Linked DNA regions of Mus musculus: region 1 is linked to region 2. Evidence: chromatin contacts called from ENCODE Hi-C data. All regions are on one chromosome and are shown on one strand. Each heading gives the region's core, a stretch centred on a gene start or an enhancer-like site at or near the end of the contact. The rest is flanking DNA. Distances are from core to core; before and after follow the strand shown. Region 1 holds the start of Klhl35 (kelch-like 35). Region 2 holds the start of Dgat2 (diacylglycerol O-acyltransferase 2).

Region 1 (3,410 bases), core at 137-2,636, 280 kb after region 2:
CAACTTGTAGAGCTTTAAAAATAATTTTTTTTGGAGACAGGGACTCACTATATAGCCCTGAGCTATCCCAGAATTCACTAAGTAGACCAGGCTGTCCCAGAACTTGCAGAGATCCTGAGTATTGAAATAAATAGCATGTACCACACTACACCTGATCTAAATTTTTCTCATTTTTATTTGTTATGTGCGGATGTGTGAATGTGCATGGGTACCTGTGTGCTACAAGTATGTATGTGAATGGGTTCTCTCCTTCCACCTTGTGGATTTCAGATATCCTCAGGCATAGAAGCAGGTGCCTTTATCTCTGAGCCATCTCTCTGGCGCCATAAAGCCTTCCAGGGGACACTCTATACTCATACCAAACCATAATATCTCCCATCTTCCACGATCTCTAAGCCTACCTGAGCCAGGCAGTATCGGGCTCTAACACACAGAGGTAACTCCACACAAAGGGCAGAGTCACCATTACCCTCCTGCTGATGAGCGACGTCAGGCCGAGGGGCAGGCATCGATGTAGTCAGTGTTGTCCAGTGACAACACTGTGACAGTGACAGTATGACAACTGTGACAGTGTCCTGACACAACAGGACAGACGCTATTGGAGGCCACCTCCTCCCTGGATTGCTGTGCTCCTGTGACAAGCCCTGCAGTCCTTCACAGAGGCAGCAAGAGGTCCCACACCACCCTCTAAACCCACACTGTCTGGCTCCGGGAGGTCAGGTGGACTCAGAGCCATCCCATTCTCTCTCCATCCACTTCAATGTGCTCAGTGCCAACACGTGCTCCCACTGTGTCCTTTCCACTTGGACACCACACAATACACACAACCCAGAAGATCCTGGTCACACCTGCATGAGCATCTGTCCACACAGACACCTTATACTCATTCCTTACACACACAAACCCGACATGCAAATGACCAGTCACAAATACAGTGACAGGAACGCTGTGAGGGAGGAACCTGTGTGAGTTGGTGACAAAGAGGCAGAAGGGAAACCAGGATCCACAACAAAGGCAGCCACATTCTTGGTTACATCCAAAGCTATGTAGTCACATGTCCCCAGAGCCCAAGCACCCCAGTACTACAGTCACTGTGTGTATGCACTCACACACATACAAGTTCTAGAAACACCTACACACTGATAACCACCCATCTACCTGAAGCAGACACCCCAACCTTCAAAACACCGCAGCCCACCATAACACACAACCAATTCCACGCTTATCTACACTCCTCCCTTCCAAAACTGGCCCAAGAGTGGAACAAAAGCCCAGTGCCCATTCCTACCGGCTCCCTCTCCTCCCCTCCCCCCCTGGCGCCCAGACAGACCCTTTGTCCTCCCGCAGCTGAGCCCAAGTGGGAGTCTAGGCAAAGCGAGAATAAAATCAGCTCAGGCTGCAAGGCAAGCAGGCAGAGCTGGCAAGCGGCAGGCACAGACAGGAGCAGCTCTGCCAGAGAAGCAGTCCCAGGAAGAGGGCGTGGCCAGGTAAGAGCCAAGTACCTGGGTTAGCAGTTGGCTAAAGTGGTGTCTTGTTCTGAGGGGCGTCCACCCAAAGTGTGAGCCTGTGTGGTGTGTAAGAGTGTATGTGGGGGTGGAGGTGTGTGTGTGTGTGTGTGTGTGTGTGTGTGTGTGTGTGTGTATCCGGGGTAAGAGCAGGATAGTGGCTCACTGAGCCAGTTTCACAGGCTGAGACTCTGAGATGGAAGAATGCTGACAGAATCCCTAACTTCTCATGCATCCTTGGACTCCCAGACGATAGACTCCATGGTGGAAACTGAGTCTCCCACTATCGTGTCCCTACAGTTCCCTCAGCCTAGGACAGAGGTGGCAGTAGAATGCGTAAGTATTGGCACAGTCCACCACACTAGCAGGCAGACTCCTTTTGCTGAGACCTGCCTTCCTGGGTCTCAGCCTAGAGAGTAGCTGTGTCCTAGGCTAGCTAAGGACAGCCCTGCTGCACTCTGACAACCTGTCTCATTTCCCTCTGTGTACGCCTGGTCGTTCCTTGAGGACTCACCTCCCCCCTGGCAAGGGCTTCCAGGTACATGGTGGACTTGGGCTGGCAGCCTCTATCTGGGCTACAGTCCTTGTCCACCAGGAACTTATTTCTTATGACTCTGAGGCAAGGGATCCACCTACATGGTCCTGCATAGGCTAGGAGAGGCAGGCTGATCTGCAGATGGGACAATGTAGGTAGGGAGAGGCAGATAAGAAGCAGAGATGAGCCATGGAGTAAGTTCCCACAGAAAGGAGACCTCGGTCCATTTACAGACCAGGCCAAGTACTGACTGTGTGTTCTTAAGGACCAAGTCCTAACCAGGGTGAACGGCCTGCAATCTGTGGTGCGTTTTCATACACACCCCTTCACTGACCCTCACAGCAATCCTCTCAAGGGCAGGCTCCCTCCATATGGCTGCTTCCTCACAACTCCTCTAAGGGTCAACTTACCCACACCCCATGCTGTAAAAAGGTAAGCCGATGACTGGGGCATACTACAAATGCAGCAATTTTATATACTTCATCCAATAGTTACAGTTCTGTGGCTAGGAACTCTAACTATTCTGTTTCATAAACGGTGCCAGTGGCTTGCCTAGGTGAGATCACACCAGACTAAAGGAGGATGATAGCTCCATGTGGTCCCTAGAACCTGGATCTTCCCACTGGAGACTAGAAACATCTCTCACTCTTGCTTTTACACAGCTAATTCTGCCCATCTCAGGAATCTCTTTCCTATCTCTGCCCCAACTGTGTTTATTATCCTTTCTGAGCTCCCCCAATTCTCCTGAGATCTCTCAAAGGACCTCTGCCCTCGCTCTGAGATCCAGAAAGGCAGGAATTATGACTGTTCAGCACATGCGCGCGCGCACACATTCTAATAAACACCAGTTTAAATAATACATGAACTTGACCTTGAGCTAAGTACTGAGTTCCTAGTACACTACTATAGAGGAGAGTTTGGTCAAGGGAAAGTACCTACAAGAGATCTAAAGAAGACACGAACACACACACGCGCACATGCACGCACACACACACGCGCACATGCACGCACACACACACGCGCACATGCACGCACACGCACACACACACACATGTCTAGTAGGGTAGCCTTAACCCTTTTACCAGAGACTACAGCTCGTGCAAAGAGACCATCCCTATACAGACATTTTGTCCAAGTTTCTGCAAACTCCCTGAAGGTCCCTCTTTAGAACTTGGGAGTGGTCTTCCTGTCAGTGGTAGCCATGGAACACCACTCAATCCTAGTTGAAATCCCTTAAACACTGCATAGTCTAGACTCCTATGAATCGTTCCACCACCACCCCCTTTTTTTAAACGCTCCTCAAATTATCTTATTTGAGTCTGCCATCTGTTTCCTGCAGAGCCTGGCAGGAAAAGCTTACCAAATCTGAA
Region 2 (3,618 bases), core at 1,115-3,614:
AGGAACAAGGAGGCCTCCTGGAGATGGCAAGATAACAGAGACTTTGCTAGAGCACCCTCCCCTACCCCACCTAGTCTTTCACCAAAGTAGATTCCAGAGAGTTAAACTGACTAGTCTGCATTTCATATTAGTCCTGGTTGCAGTCTATGAGGTAATCACACCCACTTTTTTCCCCATTGTATTTTCTACATTGAACATCAACATGGAGAAATTCTCTTGCTATGACAGTAAAGAACTGCTCAAGAGCTGGAGGACAAATTCTGAGTTAAAAAACAAAAACAAAACTGTCAAAAAAAAAAAAAAAAGAATTTAACAGGCATCCTGCTCTTGGAAGACAGAGGAGAGCCCAGGAAGAATAGCTCCAGGAGGGGCCATAGCAGACCGCAGGCAGGGGCCATTACCCAGAGACTGAGAATATTTAAAAGCATTGACATGGGCAGATCGCGTCCTTCCCTGTTAAGGGAATCAAAAGGCCCAAGGAAGAGAGAAGCACTGAGAAGAGGCCAGTGGAAGCTGTAGGCTGTATGTGGGGCAGCTCCAGGGGCTTGCCCCCTAGGATGGAAACACTTCTCCAGGGGCAGATAACCATAGCAACAGTCAGCTAGGACTGGTGCCAATGCCAGGTGGAAACACTCTGATGGAGCCCCAGCATGGGTTAGCTTGCAGCCACCAGCATGTGAGAATGGCAGACATACAAATGGTAAGAAATATTCATGCCGTACCATTAAGAGAAGACTGAATTTAGAACTGTGTGCGCGTGTGTGTGTGTGCGTGTGCGTGTATCTCTATCTCATATTCTTGACTTTATACAACATGTACTAAGAGATGTAACCACTAGATAGTTGGTTTACCAGCAATCTTATTTTGTTCCTGATTGCCTAAACTTTCAAGATTACCACAACTAATATGTCCTGGAACTAACTCATCCTGTAAGCCAGGCTGGACTCACTCTCAAGAGATCTGCCTGCTTCTGCCTCCCAAGTCCTAGGATTGAAGGTGTGCATCACCGCTGCCCTTTCTAAGGAAAACTGGGGTAGCTCGTTCCTCCTCCTTCAGTTTCTGCAGCTTCAGCTAAGCAACGTGGGGTGCTTTGCCTTGTATGGAAAAGGCTGAGGTGTGATTTGAACTGTATGCCCCCCTTCCCCATTCACTGAAGGCCTCGGTTCTATCTTGAAGGCAGACACAACTTCTAGAAGGATAATCAACTTAGGCAGATCTCTGTGAGTTCAAGGCCAGCCTGGTCTATAGAATACCAGGACAAACAGAGCTGTTACACAGACTAAACAAACGAAAAAAATCCAAGGGTTTCCCACCCCTCTTCTAAGTATGTCAGACTCAGGGTTGCGCTGTGAGGGCTTCACAGTCTGGGTTGGCCCACAAAAGCTGGGGCAGAGGGCAGTTGGGGCACACCTGGTTCCAGGCAGGCATGTTCTCCATCCAGTGACTGTTTCAGGGGATTACAAAACCCTACTTACCACCCTGCCCCATCCAGTTCCTCCCAGCCAAATCCTGCTCCACCTTGTGAGGTAGATCAGTACTGGGGGCTGGAGAGTGAAATATCACTACTAACTGAGCTGAGTGGGTGGTGTCGCCCTCAGCAGCTGGGGGGATGGCAAGTGATGTAACACGTGTTGCAACATTAGTGAGTACCAGGATGGAGAATGAAGCCAGGCTAGCCTAGGATACCAGGTTGCCTGGCTCAAACTGGGTAACCAGCCGAGCTAAGCATGAATCTTGCCTCATCCTTAACCAAATGACAGGATGCAGAAGAGTCAAGTTCCCCTAAAGAGAAGCTAGTTGTAGTGGCACACCTGCAATCACAGCACCTGGGATGCCAAGGAAGGAGGATTAAGAGTTGGAAGCCAGCCTAGGCTACAAGGCGAGACCTTTTAAAAACTGGAAATAATTGTCTGGGACTCCGACCTGAACTAGCTAGCCGTCCGTCCAGCACAGGGCAGCACGCTTTGGCCAAAGTCCCTTCCTGAAAGTCGTCTTGCTGTGGGTGCCCTCAGGATGAAAGCCCTAGGGATGACTGACACTCACCCCATCGCCCAGACCCCTCGCGTGACAGGGCAGATCCTTTATTCTTGTTTTCGCTGCGGGCAGCTTCCGCCCGACGCTCACCCCGCAGGACCCCGGAGTAGGCGGCGATGAGGGTCTTCATGCTGAAGCCAATGCACGTCACGGCCGTGCAGAAAGCCGCCTCACGCCGCGCCCCTGACCCATGCCCCGGCCGCCGGGGCCAGGGCTTCGCGCTGAGCTCCGGGAGCTGAGGGACAGCGCCCAGGCCGTGGCGGCAGCAGGGCGAGAGCTGAGGTAGGTAGCCGCTGCCACCCTAGATGAGCAGAAAGCCAGCGAAGCGCGGCCACGGCGCCGAGCGCCGCTGCGCGCGCACTTTATAACCTCACAACGGGGCGGGTCGTGACGCTATAGGGCGGGGCAAAAGGGTCCGCCCCGGACTGTGCCATGTTCTTGTAGGGGGTGAGACTCCCGGCGATAAACTATGCACAGAGCCCAGGAAGGCAGCATGGCCTGAACTGTACGGTTCAGAGTCTATAGAATACGGGCAAGGGAGCCGGAGTCCCGGTGTATGAAACTACTCCTGGTTGCCCCAGCGACCGCCTTGTCATTCTCCCAAGCCTCTCTCTCAGACGTTAGTACGGTCCAGCAGCTGGAACGTGGGCAGGGAGTTTGAGCACGTGCGGGACGATCCGGACCGTGCGGGTGCCTGTGTCCCTTTTGGCTGTGCTTTCCTTGGGCAGGCCTAGCCTGCAGTGAGTAGTGTTGGAATTCGTTAGGTTACAGCTGGACCTGACAGTTACCCAAGTGCCGCAGCCTTTCCTTTTACCAGCAAAAAAATAGGAGTGATTGAGTCTTATCAGGAAGGAACCTAGAGCGATGGAGTCTACTACCTGTAATCCTACAATCCTAGCAGCTCGCTCTCTCTCTCCTCTCTCTCTCTCTCTCTCTCTCTCTCTCTCTCTCTCTCTCTCTCTCTCTCTCTCTCTCTCGCCTCTTCTCTCTCCTCTCTCCCCCTTCTCTCCCCTCTCTCCTCTCTCTCTCTCCTCTCTCTCTCTCTCTCTCTCTCTCTCTCTCTCTCTCTCTCTCTCTCTCGCCTCTTCTCTCTCTCTCCCTCCCTCTCCTGTATGTATGCAAGAGTTTGAAGCCAGCCCAGGCTACATAGTGACCCTGTCTCCAAACACCAAAGACAAAGGCAATACTACAAGCATAGTGAGTGATGGACTTCAAGCCCAGTTCCAGACCTCTCTTCCTCTCTTTTCCTCAACTTCAGGGTGTCTTTTGTTTGGCTTGGTTTGCCGGAGGGGGGCAGGGTGTGGGGTTGAGGGTTGTGTGAATGTTGATGTTTTGGTTTTTCTTTTCTTTTCTCTTTTTAGAAATTGGGTTTCTCCTTGTAGCCCTGGCTGTCCTGGCACTATGTAGACTAGGCTGGCCTGAATTTATAGAGATGCACCTTTGTCTGACTCTAGTGCTGAGTGAAAGGCATGTGCCACCACTCGCAGTTTGCAGCTTCAGTTTTCTTTCACATCTGTAAAAACGGGAACACCCGTGATTGTATTGTGAGAGGCTTTGAGAATTGAGGAACTGAGGTATATGGAC

The links. Hi-C counts contacts between places; a loop is a spot of excess contacts on that map.
Region 1: a map of T-helper 2 cell shows a loop between it and region 2 (4-fold over the local background). The contact joins the promoter of Klhl35 here to the promoter of Dgat2 in region 2. A Hi-C loop is called at or near these places in 2 of 37 maps with a recorded cell type or tissue (T-helper 2 cell and left cerebral cortex).

The regions. Positions count from the first base shown.
Region 1 is chr7:99,464,618-99,468,027 of GRCm38, forward strand. It overlaps Klhl35 (kelch-like 35), which reads left to right and starts at 1,387. Exons shown (of 7, transcript NM_028145.1): 1 at 1,387-1,487.
Region 2 is chr7:99,180,349-99,183,966 of GRCm38, forward strand. Dgat2 (diacylglycerol O-acyltransferase 2) reads right to left here and starts at 2,365. Exons shown (of 8, transcript NM_026384.3): 1 at 2,044-2,365. The coding sequence starts at 2,164.